Linked DNA regions of Mus musculus: region 2 is linked to region 1. A link is a loop called in an ENCODE intact Hi-C map of the cell type or tissue named here. Cell type or tissue: left cerebral cortex. All regions are shown on one strand. Each heading gives the region's core, and the rest is flanking DNA. Links, peaks and the distances in the headings are about the cores only. Region 1 has its middle 12 kb from the start of Lin7a. Region 2 has its middle 33 kb from the start of Ptprq.

Region 1 (10,143 bases), core at 625-8,624:
AATATCTAATAAAAAAGAAAAAGAAATTGCCTTCCAAATGAAAAAAAAAAAAAGGAAAAGAAAAAAAAGGAAAAAGGAAAAAGGAAAAAGGAAAAAGGAAAAAGGAAAAAGGAAAAAAAGGAAAGGAAAGGAAAGGAAAGGAAAGGAAAGGAAAGGAAAGGAAAGGAAAGGGAAGGGAAGGGAAGGAAAGGAAAGGAAAGGAAAGAAAAGGAAAGAAGGCAAGGCAAGGCAAAGCAAAGCAAAGCAAGGCAAAGCTCTTTTTAAACAGGATCCTTGTATTCTTTACTGACCAGGACAATAATGGACTTGGGATAAAGTTAGAAATAAGTCTCCATGTTACTTGTTGAGGGGTTTATGAAATAATTAGAATGGGTTCAGAAGCATGGAATTAGTTATTAATGTATCCCCAAGAAGAAATGATACCATACATTTGTATGTTTTAATCTGTATTGTGAACTGTTTTGGAAGTCGTTCATTTTCCTTCAGCGGAAACTAGGATATTTTCTTTCCTGCATGTAGATAATAAAGTGATTTCACCCCCTCTAGTCTTAAGAGATACACTTTCAGACTTTGATTAGGGCCATCTAGTTAAGCCGGCAAGATCTAAAGGATTTCATAGAAACTTAAGGCAGGCAGTGACAATGATGTCAGTGAATTTTCTGTTAGGCTGACAATTTACCGATGGTGAGCACCCACCATCCTTATCACCCGAGAGACCTTGCTTTGGGTCTCATCTTCAGGCAATTTTCATTGTGTTTATTTGCGGGGTGTTTATGTGTGAGGGAGGACTATGCAGAAGCACCAGAGTGCAAGGCTGGAGGTCAGAGCCAGTTCTCCCCTTCCACGTGGGTGCTGGGGATTGAACTCAGGCCATCAGTCTTGGTCACAAACACGTCACCCGATGAACTGTCTCCTGGGCCCAGATTTTAGCCTCCTTTAAAAGAAGATTCAAATAGCTTTCTCTTGACAACTTGTAGTTTTCATTTCTTTAAATCCAGCTTACCTTATTCCAGCCAGCAATATAATTTTCCTCTAAATTTGGCACTGTAGGATTAATTAAGGATATTAGGAAGAAAGAGACATAAAGGCCATTTCTGAATTCTTCTCACATTCTCTCACAGTCCAGTAATTGGGGCTGGTAACAGAATTTACACCAGGCACACCGACTAACATAGATGTCAGTAATTAGCAAGTTTAAGGGCTAAACTTGCCATTGACATGGTCAGCACATTCAGAAGAATTCTACCATTGGTTTTTTTGTTTGGTTTTGGTTTTTGTCTTAATTCTCTAATTTAGAATGGGAAAAATGGTACAATTCCAATGTGTTCCTTCTGGTCCAAAACAGGAATTTCTAAAATTAACTAGGGCAAATTATGCTCCTCTAAAGTGGAAAACCCACCCCACCAGCTCCTCACCTTTCTGACTTTTTGGGTACTGGTAGAACTCTTGCCATTCGGGTGGACTTTTCTGGATTTTGACTATCCTGCCTTTCACATATATCTGAGTCTGTGCAGATCTCAGGCAGATCTGCTTGCTGTACTGCAGTGTCTCCACAAACTTTCCTTCCTCAAAGATTTTAAAGAATTTTTATTTCTTGTTCAAATCATCCACTCCTGTGTTAGACCCACTTAAGGCTTTATGACAGCTTCTTGGAAATTCTACTAAGAATGAAAAGAAACGGAAAAATGAAAGTTTTAACTCTGCATCAGTGTCTCATGGTACCCATTATGTGGGATGTAGTATGGCTCTACTATGCCATGTCAAGCATAATAAATATTTTTATCTAGGCTTTCAAGCTGCAGCTGTCCTCTACAGTGGAGAGAATAGGAAACTCTCAAACCCTTACTTAGGTAAGATAAGGTAGGTACATTTTGGTTAGCTTTTATTTATCCTATTTCTCTCTCTCTCTCTCTCTCTCTCTCTCTCTCTCTCTCTCTCTCTCTCTCTCCCTCCCTCCCTCCCCCCCCTCTCTCTCTCTCTCACTCTCTGTCTCTCTCTCCTCCAGACATGGTTTCTCTGTAGCACTGACTATCCTGGAACTCACTCTGTAGAGCAGGCTGACCTTGAACTCAGAGATCTGCCTGCCTCTGCCTCTCAAGTGCTGGGATTAAAGGCATGTGCCACCATATGCCTGTATAGTCAATTTTATTTTTAATAAGGATTTTGCTTTGAATATTTAAGAATGAGTCAGTGCATATGGTAAACAATCCAAGGATTATTCCAAAAGCCCATTCACCAGGATAAACAAGTACAAAGCCTTTTCAGTATATACGTACACTGGCTTGAATGTGTGTGTGTGTGTGTGTGTGAGAGAGAGAGAGAGAGAGAGAGAGAGAGACAGAGAGAGAGACAGAGACAGACAGAGACAGACAGACAGACAGACAGACAGACAGACAGGCATAGATGAACCTATTAAAAAACTAAAATGAGATTCTGATACATATATTGTATTTAATTGTTACACTTATGAGAACAGAGTTATATAATCTTTCTTGCCTTGCCTACTTTCAAAATAATTCAATATGTTGAATATGTTTTCAGAGTATAACTAGAATTTTATTCTCAAATAGTACACACTCCTCACACAAATGACTTTTTAAAATTTATATTGCATGGAGGAGATGGAGATAGCTTGATGGTTAAAATTGCTTGCTTCAAAACATGAGGCTCTGTGTTTGTATCCCATAACCCATGAAAGAAGTGGAGTGTGGGCAAGTACCTCTAACCCAGCACTGAAGAGGGCATATAAGACAGTGTCGCTGGGGGGTTGTTAGCTACCAGGTCAACAACAACAACAACAGCAACAACAAACAGCTCACCTAAGGCTCTGTGTGAGACCTTGCTTCAAGGGAATGAGGCAGAAAATGATAGAATGAGACACCTCCATCCTCTGAACTCTGGAAGTTGTGGGTGCATGCATCTTTCCTCCTTCACACTCAGAGAATCCTTCTGTTTATGATTTCTACTTCTCCCTGGCCTTCTACACGTTAGTTCCTTGGTGTGAACGTGCCTCTTTCTAATTGTATAATTCAGGATTATAACAATAACAACAACAGCAGCAACAACAACAATACCTGAGACCAGCTTATTGTTGCCTTCCTATACACCTGTTGTATGCCAGTTGATTCCTCATGTTGATATAAATATCACAGAGATTTTGACTCTTTATATCTAAAGTGATTAAGTAAAACATGGATGCCACATAATGATCACCATTTTTTCCCTTAAAATGTGTACCATACACTTTCCAACGGTATAGTAAGTCAAAGTTATTATGTTAGTTTTCTGCTAAGAAGCCAATAGTGTGAGTGTCTCAAGAAAGATAAATTCTAAAAGCTTAAAACTCCACTTAAATTTTTCAGCATTACAGAAAAAATACGTACATTTATTATGTGAACATACTTTAAGGCATATAAATATTGTGTGTGTAGTGTGTGTGTGTGTATGTGTGTGTGTGTGTGTGTATTTTATCGAATGAACATATGCTTAGTCACACATAGTGTTTTCATAATTGAATATTTTATATCCAAAATATCATAGCTGTTTTAAAAATATGTTCTCATCCACTTTAGTTTTTATGTTGTGCAATAATGAGTGGATAGACACTTGTGCGTATTATGTGCTTGTATGTTGTGTTGACGTTTGTACATACATAAGTGCACATCGGCCGGAGAAGACCATAGTAGGACATCTTATGTCCTACTGTATTCCCTTCCCTTTTATCATATCAAGGTAAAATGTCCCTTACAAACCCTGGAGCTAGAATGCTTCCACACCGAGCAGTCATGTCTTTGCCCACAGAGCACTATTATGGACATGCACTTGACCTTATCTAAATTGTCCTGTGGACACTGGCGTCTGAACCCAGGCCCTCATGATTGTATAGCAAAGCCTTCTCACCCACAGGGCCAACTCTCCAGCATCTACCTAGATGCTGGTTTGTTCATTATTTTATTTACACCAAAATAAGTAACAGGAATACACGAAGGACATGGAAAACTGCAGGGAGATGCTGAAGTGCCTTAGTTTTCAAGGAAAAAGAAGCCAATCTCATTAAATGGCTAAAATATAAAATTTAAAACAATAAGGAATATGGTTTCGCTAATTGTAATTCAAAGTCTATTTTAAAAGTTAGTGCATGCACTGCTCTCTACTGGCCTCATTGTTATTGCAACTATAACCAGTGTCATATCTGTAGTTATGTGAGGTGATGAATCCTGTTTATATCAAAGGGCTCACAGAATTTTAAAGTCTATTGATTTATACAACATGGCTATGTTTATATGTATAGATGTGCACAATCATTCCTTGTATTTTTATAGTACAGTCAGTTGAGGAGTCTATAAATATGCAGTTAGCAAACAGACGTACACCTAACTATGTACTAAAGAGAAAATACAAAATGATAGATATAGAATATACGTTTAAGGCATAATGTGTTTCAGTTCAGCTAATTAATGGTGACAGTAGCTACACTGTTTGCTTTCTCTTTCTCTCTGGAAACAAGTGAAGGCTTCCATGGAGCAGGATGGGTGGCTCTGCATATTCAATAATTTACCTTGTGTTCACCACAATGGACTCCTGCTTCTGTTCCCTTTCTGCATCGTTTCCCTTCAACATCCTCATTGGTGTCCTATGAATGCATGGGAAAACATTTTACCACTAGAAGTTACAAAAGTCTCAGGGTAGGGGGGAGGGAAAATTTTACTCATTGTATAATTCTATGCTTCATCAAGCAATGAAGACGATACTTCATTCAACAATACTACAGACAGACTGTCAGTGTTCCAGCGAGATTCCTTGTATTTGTGGAATTACTCCTCAGTTAAAACAGTTGCAAATGCTGTAAAATTTCCTAATGTATATAGTGTAATTTACACTAGGGTAATTTGTGGAATGAGTGGGTTAATTGACCTCAGGATTGAGCCATTTCAGAAAAACACATTAGGAATTTAAGATATTATCCCAAGAGAAACAGGAGACAATAATGAAGCTACCTAGGGTAGTTAAAAAAAATAAACATATTTTAAAAGAATCATTTGAACAAAATGTGTAGAGTGACTGGGCCTCAGGGAATAGGTATAAATTTGAAGAGAACCATTTAAAAAGCTATCCAAGAATTCAGGTGAGAGAATTTTGGTGTCTTGAACCAAGACAATGGAAATAAAATTTAAGTAAAGTGAATGCATATACCAGACATATTTGGCGGTCATTGCTGACAAGTCTTGGTAAGGGCTTGAAGACAAGAAAGAAGAAAAAGAGACAAGATACAAGAAAAACTTATTGTAAATGTCAATTTTATTTCCACAGATGAAGAGATAAGATGAGAGCCATACCTAAGCTGTGCAAACAAACAGCTTGGGCTGAGCCCAGGTCATTTCTTTCTCTGTTCTAACTATTCCTAGATTATGGTTTGGAAGCTTATAGCCTCCATCCATACAATCTAATCTTCCAAGTTGACTGATTCAATCAGGTTTTTCTCAGCTTCTGACTGAATTGCTCTGCCTGGCTTCATCCTAACTTTGACAATATATTCTAATCTTCTGGTTTCTTTGTATTCTTTAGCTTGTTCTGTCTTCACTTGTGTCTTGCTTGTTCTTTCTGCTATCTCTCTCTGTAATATTGTCCCAGTAAAACTGTCACACATGCAGACCCTCCCTTCTTCTCCCATTCTCTCGCTTTGTCGCTCTCTTGCTCTTTCTCTTGCTCTCTCTTCTCTGAAGTAGTCTCTCCTTTTTTGTGCATTCTCATGAGAGTTGGGCATATCCTATCTCTGACTCATTCTGTCAAATCTTTCTCTGATTCTTCACTTTGTCTCCCTGTAATTAGATGCCACTTGCAAACATGATTGTTTTCTTCTACAAATTAACCTTACTTTCATTGTTAAGTATTAAAGGTAGTTAGGGCATGTCTGTATTCCAGCCAGATCATACTGTAATCCAGGACATATCTGTATTTCAGCCAGATCATAGAGACCTAAAAGGTCTTTGTATGTGATCCCTTGCCAGAGCAGCCATGTTGATGGATTAAAATTCCTCTACATCTTCCCAGGGTTACAGGAAGATGTTTTTCCCCCTTTGAGTGCATGGAATTTGATGTAGCTTTGAGGTATGGAAATGGTTATGATGTTTGTGATATATTCATTTGTAGCTTAGGGAGTTCTGAATTAAAGTTATAAATGTGAAAATAATAGAATTATTTGAGTTAAGAAACCACATAAAGGAAAAGTACTACATTTTAATTTTAAAATATTAATATACCATGAACTTCAATAATATTTAAGCCATATAATGTAAAAAAAAAATATCAAAATTTGACTAACAATGGAGAATGAAACCCACAGAAACCACTTTAGCTCCCCAACTTTTCCTGGATAATTCAGAATAGGGAGAGACCATGTATTGGTTAATACCAATGCAGTGTAATTCCATCATGCTATTACAATACTAGATTTTAAATTATGTGAGTAGATGGACAATGCTTTGTTTCCCACCATTTAGTCACTACCTGGCATAGAACTGATATTTAATAAATATTTTGGGTAAATATTTTGGGACACAAAATATATTCATATGTTTCAAACCAATCCCAATTGGCATAATACTATTGTGCACTATGTAAATATTATCCTTGTATTATTTAAATGCTGGTTTTTGTAACCCCATATTTGGTTGCAATCCTTATTCTAAAGAATCTTCTGTCTCAGTATTGTGTAAATATTGCTCCATGATTATTCTCTGATTGGTCAGTAAGGAAGCTGATTAGCCAATGACTGAGTAATGAAGAGAATAGGGCTGGATTTCTTCCCAGCCACTGGAGGAGGAGCAAGAGGAAGGAATAGAGATATTAAGGGAAACAGTGAGGAGATTGTTTCACTCCCACTCCAGATGAGTCTCACGTTCACTGGAGAATGAAGATGGACTTCAAAATAATGATATGATCATTTAGTTAACATGTTTGCATGAAAATGAAGTAGAGTAAAAGAGTGTGACTATGAAGATTCATCAGTTCTGTAGCAATTACCATTAACACCAATCTTATAATCACAGGGGAAGCCAGGGGAAAACAGAACCTACACCTCACTGAACCTGTAGAAATGATATCATCAAGTGGGAATCCTTTAACTTTCACACCCCACGCTTTTCACATGTTCACCAAGGATATTCCCCATAATAATATTTGGTATAGAGTGTCTGATATTTTTATTCAGACAATTGGACATATTAATCATAAACATATATATATGTGTGTGTGTGTGTGTGTATGTGTGTGCAGCATATTTTAAATATATAGGTTTATATTTGTATATATTGCATGTATATTTGTATATATATTTAATGTATGTATTATATAATTTAGGTTTCACTTTTATGTTGAGGGTATATAAACATTAGCTCTGTGAGACAGTCCATCTACATCTAGTGTCAGCAGGACTTTCACATTGGCTGATGTAATAAAATATTTAGGGAAAAGAAGAGATGGCAAATGAGCAAGTTCACAGTTTTCTGTAAGTGCAGCTCATAACTAGCGATGTGAGGAACTCATGCTGAGTCGATGCACATGTGGGTGGAGGTGAGTGCCAGGTTAATTGTTGCATTCAATATCATTCAGAAGAAAACAATAAGAGATGAAATTGCAGCGTTTACATTCCTGCCTTTCAATTTTACTCATCTCCTTTATTGCTTTTATTTTTCTGTTCCTATTATTTGTGCCTCATGTTTGATATTATTTCCCTCCCCTTTCTCCGCAAATTTCTTTTTGAAAGGATTTAGCTTGTGAAAAAAATCCTTTCCAGATGACTTGAAAAATAAAGAAAATACCATGTATTCATTTTCCATATAGAGTTGAAAAGATAGGTCCATGGAAAATATTGTCATGTTGTCTACTTGAAAAAATAGGTCTTTTGAAGGGAGGACTGTACTGTGAGATGCAATCATTGCCTGCTCTGGTTAGAGGGCAGAGGCAGCCTGAGAGCAATGCTAATTATCCTCGACAAGTCATTTTTCTTTCTTAGTAGTTTTCGGCCCTTTGGCACCCACTCCTCCATTTGATTATGGATGTCTCTTCCATGTAACAAAAGCACTGTGACCTCAGGTACTCACGTTCCCATTCGTCAGGCATGTTCATCTTTATGTTGTGATTTAGATATTAGCCATGACACAGTCATGTGGCAAAGATACTACACCCTAACATGACCCCAAATGCCAGGCTGAATGTCTTCTTGTGTTCAAAGTTTCAAATTACTGTAAAAATTTGTTAATTCAGGAAGCCCCCAGTTACGTAAGATCAACCATTCTGCTTTTACTTACTGTCTATGTACTTTCTTTTATGCCTCTTTTTTTTTCAAAATAGCTCATAAGCATGTTTGATTTTGCTGATATATTTGTAATCAGCATTAATGTTGATCTTCCAAATTCTTTTTTTTCCATTTTTTATTAGGTATTTAGCTCATTTACATTTCCAATGCTATACCAAAAGTCCCCCATATCCACCCACCCCCACTCCCCTGCCCACCCACTCCCCCTTTTGGATGGACCATGTAGAGACTGCCATATCCAGGGATCCACCCCATAATCAGCATCCAAACGCTGACACCACTGCATACACTAGCAAGATTTTATTGAAAGGACCCAGATGTAGCTGTCTCTTGTGAGACTATGCCGGGGCCTAGCAAACACAGAAGTGGATGCTCACAGTCAGCTAATGGATGGATCATAGGGCTCCCAATGGAGGAGCTAGAGAAAGTAGCCAAGGAGCTAAAGGGATCTGCAACCCTATAGGTGGAACATTATGAACTAACCAAATTCTTGATATTTGAGAAACTCATTGTCTGTATCTGATACTTCCTTGGGGGACACACGTGAAAGGCTTGGTGGTGGTCTGATTGGCTTTGGGGATGTGATGAAGCTACAAGTGCTGTAAACTCACCAGTGGGTTAATCCACTGACTGCAACCTTCCATGACTTTATTCAGGGAAGGTAGAAACTAGAAGGTGGTACCTACTTTGATGGAGGAGTTCATGCGATGCTTTGAGGGGCGTACCTTAATGCTCAGCTTCACTTTAATGCTCAGCTTCATTTCTTCTTTTGTGACTGTTTCCCAGCTGTCAGAAAGTGGCGATACCCTTCCTCCATAATGTCCTGCTACCATGGTGTCTCTGCTTCCTTACTGCCCTAAAAATGAGAATCTCCGAAGCCATCAGTCCACATTGTTCTGAAGGTTCTTTCACTTAGATATTTTGGTGTAGCAACAGAAAGCTGAATGGGCATTGTATTCTTGCATCTGAAAATAATTCACACTCATGACGAGGGAGTTGTCAGCAGAAAAAAAAAATGAAATATAAAATCTTCCATGAATTGTAAACTGCTGTACCCTTTAAATACAAAAGATCATTTGGGGGCACATTCTTACCAAATGCAGGAACCTACATTGCTTTTCCTGTTACTCTGACAAAATACTAGTGTTTCGCTTGGTTTAACCTTTCCATTCAGTTTAGGACCCCAATCCAAGGGATGCTACTATTTAGTGTAATTCTATCTTGGATGATCTAATCTAGAAAACCTTCACAGAGATACCTAGAGCTTTGTCTCCTCTCTATTTGTATCTTCTCAAATAGAAAACTAATATTAAAAATCATAGGCTGTGAGTTCAAATTCAGTCATTACAATTTTTAACGTTTGATTAAATGCACCATAATTATACGTATTTATTGTCTGGCGTGTGATGGTATAGATACATACATATGCTCTATAATAATTAAATCAAGCTATATAGCTTTTACATAATCTGAAACACAAATAATACTGTTTATCTCTGCCTCAACCTTTCAAGTAGTGCATTGAAAAGTAACTTGCCATTGAAAAACAACATTTCAGAGGTGTTTTATGGAAATAAATTTCAAAATAAATCTATAAGGCTCTGAGATCACATACATTCAGACTGAAGTTTCTTTTCTTCACAATTATGTTTTTGGGGAAAAAAGTCAATCCTCTTTTGGAGAGAAATCATCTAAAATTGCCAGTGAACTTACAAAATCTGAGTGTTTTCTATGGCTGAAAAGCTCATATTATTATATTAATTCATTAAACTCATGAGTAATTTGGAAGACTCTTTTTGTCTGTATAGAAAGTGTGATTATCAAAT
Region 2 (10,143 bases), core at 1,341-9,340, 490 kb before region 1:
CTTGTGGAAGAGTTGGAGGAAGGATTGAAGAACCCAAAGAGGACATGGACTCCACAGGAAAACCAACACTCAACAAACCTAGATCCTTGGGGGCTCTCAGAGACTGAACCATTAACCAAAGAGCTAGCATGGGCTGGACCTAGCTAGCCCCCCTACCCGCCCCCCGCACATAAGTAGCAGATGTGCAGCTTGGTCTTCGTGTGGATCCCCCAACAACTGGAGCGGGAGCTGTCTGTGAATCTGTTACCTGCCCATGGATCCTGTTCCCCTAACTGGACCTTTCTTGTCTGGTTTGAGAAAGAGACGACGCGCCCACTCCTGCAGTGACTTGATGGACCAGGAGTGGGGTAGGGTGGGGAGCTGGGGGGTGTTACCTAGAGTTGTTCCCCCTTTAGAGGAGAAGGGTGGGGTGTGGGGAGGTTCTATGTGAGGAGGTTTAGGAGCAGAAGGGGGCTGAGATTGGGACATAAAGGGAATAGATAAATAAATGTTTTTTAAAAAGTTAGTAAGGGAAAGCATATACAGAAAAGAAAACAAGACCCCCCAATTAAGTAGAAAGACCTCTGTCACTTAAATGTCATATAAAAACAGCTGAGGAAGGAGGCTGAGAAAGAATGGCGAGGGGCTAAAGCTGGAATAGTAATGGGGAGGTCACAGAAATCCAGAGAATGCGAGGAACTGGAGTTCCTCAGCATGGTGTACCTAGGCCCAGGCTTTGGTTTCTCACCTGTTTGAAAGCACCAAGACTTTTTGTGGCCTTTGCTTGTTTATTGCAAGAAGATGGTCTCCTTTTCTCCTCTGGACCTACCAGCAGCTCTGGAGTCCTTACTTTTTGATATTTTTGTTCACCTCCATAGCAGCACAGCCCATCATGTGTGGCCCAGAGCATTGGTAAAGAATCTGACAAAGAAGGAGATTTCACTTCCTGTAAGGTGAGCTGTGCCTGACAGGTGAAGAAGCAGCAGGAAAACTCTCTGCTTCTGCCCATGCGCACTTCTAAGGAGCAAGGCTTCCAATGGTGGGTGTGTCTCGGTACCCAGCAATGACTCTTGCTTAGTTTATATCTCACCTGCTTCACCTTACTTCTATCAAACCAGTTCCTTCCAGTCTCTTCCATTCAGTGTATACACATATATCTTATACATTATTTCCTGATGTTCAAAGAATTATGGTAAGATACAATTTTTTTAGAAAATTAAATCAAAAAAGATTTTTTAAACTATTTCCTGTGCCATTTTGGGAAGAAGAACAAAAATCAAATCCTCATGTACTCTTCCCATAAATTACACATTTTTGTCTTTTGTTTATGTTTTTCCTTCCTTTCTCCCTGTCTTATCTCATCTTGACAAAGGTTTTGTTTTTAAAAAAAATGTTGTTGAAATTCTTAGAAACCTATTTTTGGGTCTGTAGTGGTGCACAGTGGGGAAGCCAAGGACAGGAGGATCATGACCAGGGCTACATAATAGGCTCACGGTCAGCCTGAACTATCTGGTGAGAAGCCAATCTTAAGAAACCATGGTCTGTGTGTAAACCTCAGTGACAGGATGATTGGTTAGCATGCAAGGGCCAAGAGTTTGATCCAAACAACAACCACAACACACACACACACACACACACACACACCACACACACACACACACACACACACACACACACACACACACACACACTCACCCTTAAAATTTTCAGCCATGGTGGTCCATGAGAGGTTGAGGTAGGATTGTGAATTTTAGACCAGATTGAGTTACAGACAGGAACCTTATCTCAAACAACTTCTGGTATTTTTCTTTTTTCTCCCATTAAATTTTTTCGTTCTTTTTGAAAAATTGGTTATTTTATTTATTTACATTTCAAATGTTATCCCCTTACTTCCCAGTTCCCACAAACTCCCATCTCCTCTCTCCTCCCCCTAGTTCTATGAGGGTGCTCCCCCACCCACCCACCCACTCCTGCCTTAGCGCCCTGCCCTAGCATTCTCCTACCCTGGGTCATCAAGCTTCCACAGGACCATGAGGCTCCTCTCCCATTGATGCCAGATAAGGTAATCCTCTGCTACATATGCAGCTGGAGCCACGGGTCCCTACATGTGTACCCTTTGGTTGGTGTAAGTCACTGGAAGCTTTGGAGGGGGGAGGGTCTAGTTGGTTGATATTGTCATTCTTCCTATGGGATTGCAAACCCCTTCAGCTCCTTCAGTCCTTCCCCTAACTCCTCCATTGTGGTCCTGCTCATGTATTTTCACAAGAGCTGAAATATACTTGCCATATGGTATTTGTATTGGCTGCTTTTATGTTGCTATAACACCATGACCCAAAGTGACTTATGGAAGAAGTCCTTTATTTTGACTCCTGGAAGAATTGCTTTACTTTGGCATCTGGTTTCAGGGCAGTAGAGTCCATTATGGATAGAAAGCTCTCGGCAGCAAGTGGTAGGGATGGAGGCAGGAGCAGGAACCTGAGCGATCACTTCCTCAACCACAAACACAGGACAGACAGAGAAGAGACTGGAAGTGGGGTGTGGTGAGAAACCCATGAAATCTGCCCCCAGTGACACAGGACATTCAACAAGGTTGTACCACCTGAGGTTCCCCAAGCAGCACCATCCACCGAGGGCCATTATTTAGATACATGAGACTATGGGGACATTTCCCATTCAAACCACCACAGCATTCTGTTAGAAATGAATATCCTAATATATTTAACCCACGTCTTGAGAGATACATTTCTATTGGTTTCCCTCTTAAAGTCCTTAAGGGTGAAGTGGAATTAAAGACTCAGTTGGCACCAACTCATGGATGCTCCTGGTCATCTCACCATTTGCCTTCCACGTACTACGTTTAAATCAAAGCTTTTCTCAACAAACACTGTTTAAGAGTTTGTTTCCTTCATCCTTCATCACCTCCCTGTGCTCCTATTAGGCAGGAGCAGATAAGCTAATTCACATGATAAACAAAAGATATCTGTTTATAGTGGCATAAGAGATCCAAGTTTGCCAGTGAACTCAACCTGGTTATGGGTTCACTTTAATTTTCTTTTGTCTAATTTTCTTTATTTTCTCACATGGTAATTCCATAGCGTCCTATAGAGATACAGCCTGGGAAACATTAACTTAATACCTGTCTCATTTTTAATCTTTAAGGCTCTTTTTTTTTTTTTAAATTAAAACAGTCTGGTAAACATGTTTATTTTAATAGATGAATTCAAATTAATTACTGATTTATTCAATTTGTTTACACTGAAAAGGAGAAAAGACTGTTTCAGTATCTTGGGGCTGTAGTTCCCAGCAGGAGAAAAGAAGCTCTTAATAGAAGTTAAAAGGCTTTTGAGTCTTTGTGGAAAATTATCATGCAAAGCCTTAAGATATTCACATTACACAGAGAATAGCAGTAAAGCTTTGAAGCCTAGGTATCATCAAAAAATACTTCGAAATGATTTGTGGTTATGATATGCAGATTCAATAACTGTGTAAATATTGAGTAAGTGTCAATGACTGGAATAGATTCACACACATGTTAATATCCTAAGACAACTGTCACTGTCAAGGGCTATGCACTTTGACTGCTATGTTTGATGGTTATTGCTTCTCTAAAGTGCAAGGGAATATTGAAGACTTTTGCCTGTTGATTAGCAAAGCCACTGACTCGTTTCAGCATGATAATGATCACTTATTGAAAATGTTACAATTTGCTGAACAAATGGATACAAAAAAGAATGGAGAACAGGAGTGTGCAGGTGATCAAAACACGGTGTACATGTGTGAAATTCTAAAGAATAAATAGGAAACGTTACTTAGATCACTTGACGGCGTCCAAATTTGCTTATAGCCATCAGAACCAAAATACCAATTTGATAGCAATGAAGTGTTCTCATAGCATGGGACTTTAACACCATTTGCTTTTTTGAAGACTGAAAAGGGTGCAGAGCACCCTCTGTCCAGCCAGGAATGAAGCAACCTGAGTATGGCTCTTTTGTAAAGCTGCCTGATTTCAGATCATTTTTGCTGTCTCAGGGCTCCCAGTCTAGGTACAGACATAAACAAATAAAAAGGTCAGCATTTACCCTACCGCAGAACAATGTTCTAGAAAGCAGAAGTTCAGAAGTTGGTGGTCTGTTACCCTTAGTGAGTGACGTGTCAGGGCTCCACTATAGAAGATTGAAGTTGAGCAGTGATTGCGATGAAAATTGGGGAAATTGAAATCAAGGCAGGTAACAGGAGGAGGAGGAGGAGGAGGAGGAGAAGGAAGAAGGAAGGAAGAAGGAAGAAGGAAGGAAGAAGGAAGAAGGAAGAAGAAGAAGAAAAGAAGAAGAAGAAGAAGAAGAAGAAGAAGAAGAAGAAGAAGAAGAAGAAGAAGAAGAAGAAGAAAAGAAGAAGAAGAAGAAGAAGAAGAAGAAGAAGAAGAAGAAGAAGAAGAAGAAGAAGAAGAAGAAGAAGAAGAAGAAGAAGAAGAAAAAAGTAGTTGTTAAAATCTTGCCAAAATGCTGTAGGGGAAAACACGTGTGCATGCCACTTCTCAACCATGCTAAAAAAAGACAATGGCTCCATACTGTTAGGTCCCAAACCCCAAATGGCAACAGAGCTGACATTATTGCAGATGACAGGTTGGGACCAGCTCAGGGTGGATGGACTCTGACCCGATAAACTTAACTTGGCATTCCTAAGAAACCTTGTAAAATGGGTTTCTGTTTGCCAGGGAAAGCAATTGCCTTTATATCTGCCCTATGCCCACTATCTCTGCAAAGGGCGTCTAGTTCTCTACTAACTCAAACAAACTTGCAACCAATCAAAGGCCCACACTACGCCCTCTTCCTCTCCTTCCTCTCGTGGCAACATAGCCCCTAACAACTGCCAAGATTCTCCCACCATTCTTGCCGGGGAGGTAGCATGGCAGTTTTGAATTGCCCCAAATAACTTTCTTTCCACTCATGGGGCTGTCTGATTCGGTGATTTTACTGCTCCCTTGCTTACACCTACAAAGCCACCTGTATAAAATTAACTGTAAGCTAGGCTACGCGATCTGTTTCTTTTTTCAACTTCTATAAGATGACAGGCTCTCACTTGTAATGTCCTTCATCGCCTCCGCTTCCCTCCCCTTGTGAGTACTGAACACAATTCCACTGGGATGTTTGGGGACTTGCCTCCCACTCCTCCCCCAGCAGTTTCTTGTCTCCATGGAGACTTTTCACTCAAACGGGAGACAGCGTTGTGGGCGGGGAAAGCATAATAACTAGGGAAGAGCCAGAGCTCTGAGAGCAGGAGGAAGGGGCAGGAGGGTTGGGGGGGGGGGTGGGGTGGCGGGTAGGTGGGACCTGGATTGTGCTTTGTGCATGGTGCAGACCTGGAACTTCCTCTGCACAGGGTCAGGGTCAGGGTAGACGAGGGGTCTCAAGGCTGCAAGCATTTCAGGTGTGCAAGCCTTGTGCTTTGACTAGCTAATCCTTCAGCCCTTTCCTTCCTGCTTGAAGGGTTCCTGTCCACCTTGGCATCAATACATGGAAATTCCTAGTCATCTCACCGTTTGCCTTCCACTCAGGACATTTAGAAAAACTGTACTTGAAAAGAACCAGTCTGTCTCTATCCACTAGAGGGGTAAACACTGTGACTTACAGATAATCAGAGTGTGCACCGTAAGGGACAGCAAGCTGTTTGCACTCCAGCGTTCCACAACTTGTAGCATATGTAGTGAACATTCTAATTTACACAGAGACTTGGGGACGGATAAGCAGAGAACAAAACTCTTACATCAGTTGGCCAGTTAAGTGAGACGTGTGAAAGCTTTGCGGTTTTGTGGAAGGGCTTGAGGATTTGATGGTTAGCTGTTTCTTTTTAACTGGCTGTGTGTTTTCTCTAAGGCAAACACCTGCTTCATAGTAACCAAAGAGGATTTTGTAGGAAGAAACTTGCTTTAGGGTGCTGATTTGAATGGATTCTGTGGACCTGTTTTTAACCAAAGGGCATTTGCAATTTGAGAAATAAGAATGTGAAGCTCAGCCTCTCTCTCTCTCTCTCTCTCTCTCTCTCTCTCTCTCTCTCTCTCTCTCCCTCCCTCCCTCCCTCCCTCCCTCCCTCCCTCCCTCCCCCTCTTTCTTCTTCTTCTTCTTCTTCTTCTTCTTCTTCTTCTTCTTCTTCTTCTTCTTCTTCTTCTTCTTCTTCTTCTTCTTTTCTTCTTCTTCTTCTTCTTCTTCTTCTTCTTCTTCTTCTTCTTCTTCTTCTTCTTCTTCTTCTTCTTCTTCTTCTTCTTCTTCTTCTTTCTTCCCTTTCCCTCTTTCTTTCTTTCTTTCTTTCTTTCTTTCTTCCTTTCTTTCTTTCTTTCTTTTGACTTTGACACAGGGTCTTATTTTACAGCTGATAGTTCAGGTGGACATTTTTTTAAAAAGAGCATCTAACATGAAAGATCGCTTGCCACACAAGCTCTTGGATGAAAATATTTTTAGAGTAAATTGAGTTGAAATTATCCTTACATGTTTTTTCTACCTAAATTTCAATTTTATCAACAGCATTTGAAATATTTTTCATAATGATGGTGTCACTTTAAAATGTGAGGGATCACCTCCAATGCAGGAGCAGTGTGTAGGTGTTCTCATCGTTCATCTAGTGAGGTTAAATAGTTTTGCACAATGAGATGTAATTTTGTGTACTTGCCTGGTAATTCATTTTATTTCTAACACTTTCTTCATATTCAATTAAAATGATTTCTAGAAGCAAATTATTTTCCTATTTGTTGGAAAGTACTGAAGCTTCCAATTTTATTAGATAGAGAGCATTATGTATCGGGTACTTATTAATGTCTCCACATTCTCCTGGATGAGCAATCTATCTAAATGGAAAAGACAGAATATTGAACTAACACACTCTCTCTCTCTCTCTCTCTCTCTCTCTCTCTCTCTGACACACTCTCTCTCTCTCATGCACGCACACACAGGTTAAAGATGTCAAATACTTTAGTTTCAAAGCTAAATATATGCGTGTTTGATTAAACTAAGCATACTTGACTTTCCAGGTAGTGAATCAATTATCATACTGCTCTGGTGACACTCTGTTATCAAGGATGAGACATTTTGTAGTGTGTCTCTGTGACAGTAATTAACTAACAGTCAAGATGCAATTGACTTGAGTCTATCATTTGGGAAAACAGGGGATGCACTAAAGGGGAATAGTAATATCAGGGTGAATTCATAAGAATGGTTTCCTGTGTTAGGTATCACACCTATGTGAGCATGTAAATGGCACATGTCTCCACTCCTTACTAGTATGGGATTTGTAAGCAGGGAAGAGATCATAATTTGGTAAAGGGCATAGCAGATGAAGCATTTCAAGGTTGGTTGTTGGACTGTGATAAATAGGGGTTTGTGTCTGTGGAGACTCAACCCAACAATGCTGTGAGACTTGCTTCTCAAGTCTTTGATGCTCAAGTTACTAATATAAAAAATAACGTGGAATTTGCATATACCCTGTATGTATACTGTTATATACTTTAAATTAGGTCTAGATATTTAGAATATCTAATACAGTATAAATGTTACACAGTACTGCATTGCTTAAGGAACAAAACAACTTTTCCCAAATACTTTTGATCTGAGACTTATTGGGCCCACAAATATGGAACCTAGGGATCTAGAGGGCTGACTGAGTGTCAGTCTCTTGAAACTGAAATCTTTTTATCTTTTTTTTTTTTTTTTTTTTGTAATTTAAGACACTATGTCATGTCGAATTCTCTAGTTTATTGAAATAAACTGAAGACTGAAAATGACTCAAAGTCAGCCATTTTGCACCCAAATGTCACATTATGTGACTCATCTGTGGTTGCTTTCATAGGTATTGGAAGTCAAAGATTGCTTTGCAGAAGGTGAGCAGAGAAGAGGGAGAGATGGGGAGAGATTTACTGATGGGTACCAAGTTGCAATCAAGTCGTGTCTTCCATATAGGAAAGTGTCCACAGACAGTGTTTCTACACTGCATTCTCAAAAAGACTCAACACAGGACTTTAAAGTTTTTCACCCATGAGAAGTAACAAATGTTTGAGGCAGGCATGTTTAACCTTATGCAACAGACACATGTAATGATATGAAGAATATCTCATAGATAGGTATAACCCTTGTGTCTTTATGCATCAATCAAAAGCAAATTAAACAAAACCAGTAAGTAACCAGCTATATCCCTCTACTTTCAAAAAGAATAAAGAATAACTAACTGGTATATTTTTATGGTATCTTGTGAGTTATTTTTAGTAATGAAAAATATCTTTTCCCTCTCATCCATCTCCTTACCATAAACAATAAACAAGAATGTTTTCAAGAACTCCTGAGATGTAGGGTTGAGGCAACACTGAAGTAAGTACCAACATGAACTAATGCACACATCTCCTCCAAACTGGATGCTGTCTCTACTCTTTTTTACTACACATCACACAGAAATAAAAATTAAAATTAAAATTAAGCAGTTATTCCTACCTTTTTTTCTAGAAGGAGAACATTTTTTTGAAACCAGAAGAACTAGAATATAATTATTTACATGATTGTCTTGTATTTAAAAATGTAAGAAAAATAATTCTAAAGTTGGGTCTCCTTTAGACAGGAAAACATCTGGGTCTTGCTCTAATGGAGTTATAATTGCACACTAATTCTGCACACGTAATTCCAGAAGCTACTTTACAACAGTTCTAATTGGTTACAATTCATTCCCTACTTGATTAATAAAAGCATTAACATTTTTATTGGTTTGGGAGATGTTAAGAGTAAAATAAACAGAAAGTTAGGGGTTGCATTGTTAAAATTACATAGCTTAGTAAGGAGAGTTATGTGACATTATATTGATGTATTGATCTCTGACATGACACAATTAGGTAGGTTCATCTTCACAAGGAAAAGTAACCATTGTAAAATTACCAGTGTCAGTATGTCTGGAAAGATACCCCAGTCACACTGTAACAGTCTCAAGTTTTTCAAACCTTGAAGATATTATTTTAAAAACGAAGAGGAAAGAATATTTGTATCTTCATATCTTAGGTCAAAGAATCAACATGGACTGCTCTTAACGATGTGTATGTCAGTAAAGAGCTATTGTGTTAAATGAAACTTTTGTCTATGTTCATTCATGTGTCTGTTAGCCCTGACTTTATTAGTTCAACAAATGTTTCTTTATTATTACATATACATACTAGACATAGCTTATATTTCTGTAGACTATTTTTGTCAACCACTTCGGTAGGCATCGGATTCTTGGGCCGATAGTGTTTTAATTGTGGTCTTCCCTTGATCAGTCCAGGATTGATATGCATGAGATCATTTTCACGACTTACAGCCTTATCCAACTCAAATCATTACTAACGCAGTTTTCTCCTGTGAGCTTCAGAAGTGCTCATTATATTCCTAATAAATGGTTGGTCTTTCCCACAGATGCGTCAGCGTTGTCGAGCTGAGTGCGTAATGTTCCTCCCCTCAACCTTATTCCACTTTCTGCAATTGTCTCCTTTCCTACAAATATAGAAATATAACCCAACGTGGACATTTGTTCTCTCTCACTCTTTCTACTCCATACACCTAAAGTTCTGATGCTAGTTTTATGAAAAGACATTGAAAGAGCTGAAGGTTTTGTTTAGCATCAGTGAAGTGAGGCTCGTGTGTGGCATTTTCTTCAGTTTTCTAAAAGTGTGGAGTGTCTCACAAACTCTCATCTGGTCAGTGGTTTGCTGAAAAACCCAACCCCTAGCACCAAAGCCAGTCAGCTCTACTCTTCATGATCATCACCTTTTCTAACACCCTGTTTTCCGTCAGAGGATCACCCCCGTGTAACAGAGAAACTAAGTTCTTCAGAGAAACCTGTTGTGGTTGTCACAGGTGAGCATGTGTGGAAGAGGATAGGTGGATGACGATATAAACATGACTTCATTCAGGTCCTTGGAGTAACATTAGATCTGAAGAATAAGTTGGCACATTTTAAATCAGTTGTTTAATTTCTCACTCAATGTGGTGAGTTGACCTCTAGGGGGCAGTCTCATCATAGGCGTTTCGGAAAATTCACTTCAGTACATTACCCGGGGTTGTTTTGAATCTTGTGTAGATCACAATTGTGAATCTATCATGTAATTAATCTTTATCTTTATACACTTTAATATAACACTGTATTCATAGAATGTAAAACATACAT

Evidence for each region. Hi-C counts contacts between places; a loop is a spot of excess contacts. Peaks named below come from ENCODE experiments on the same cell type or tissue, not always from the same donor. Only the 100,000 strongest peaks of a DNase experiment are listed, where the experiment ranks them.
Region 2: it touches region 1 in a loop (2.6-fold over the local background); 2 of 42 quality-filtered maps call a loop at or near these places.

The regions. Positions count from the first base shown.
Region 1 is chr10:107,254,643-107,264,785 of GRCm38, reverse strand. No RefSeq gene overlaps it. Among named protein-coding and RNA genes, the nearest start is that of Lin7a, 12 kb to the left of the region's middle. In left cerebral cortex, for the core only: a CTCF peak has its summit at 4,158 (motif pointing left); a DNase peak (open chromatin) is centred at 4,136.
Region 2 is chr10:107,747,616-107,757,758 of GRCm38, reverse strand. No RefSeq gene overlaps it. Among named protein-coding and RNA genes, the nearest start is that of Ptprq, 33 kb to the right of the region's middle. In left cerebral cortex, for the core only: no CTCF peak of the experiment used is centred there; DNase peaks (open chromatin) are centred at 5,105 and 5,617; H3K27ac peaks cover 471 bases.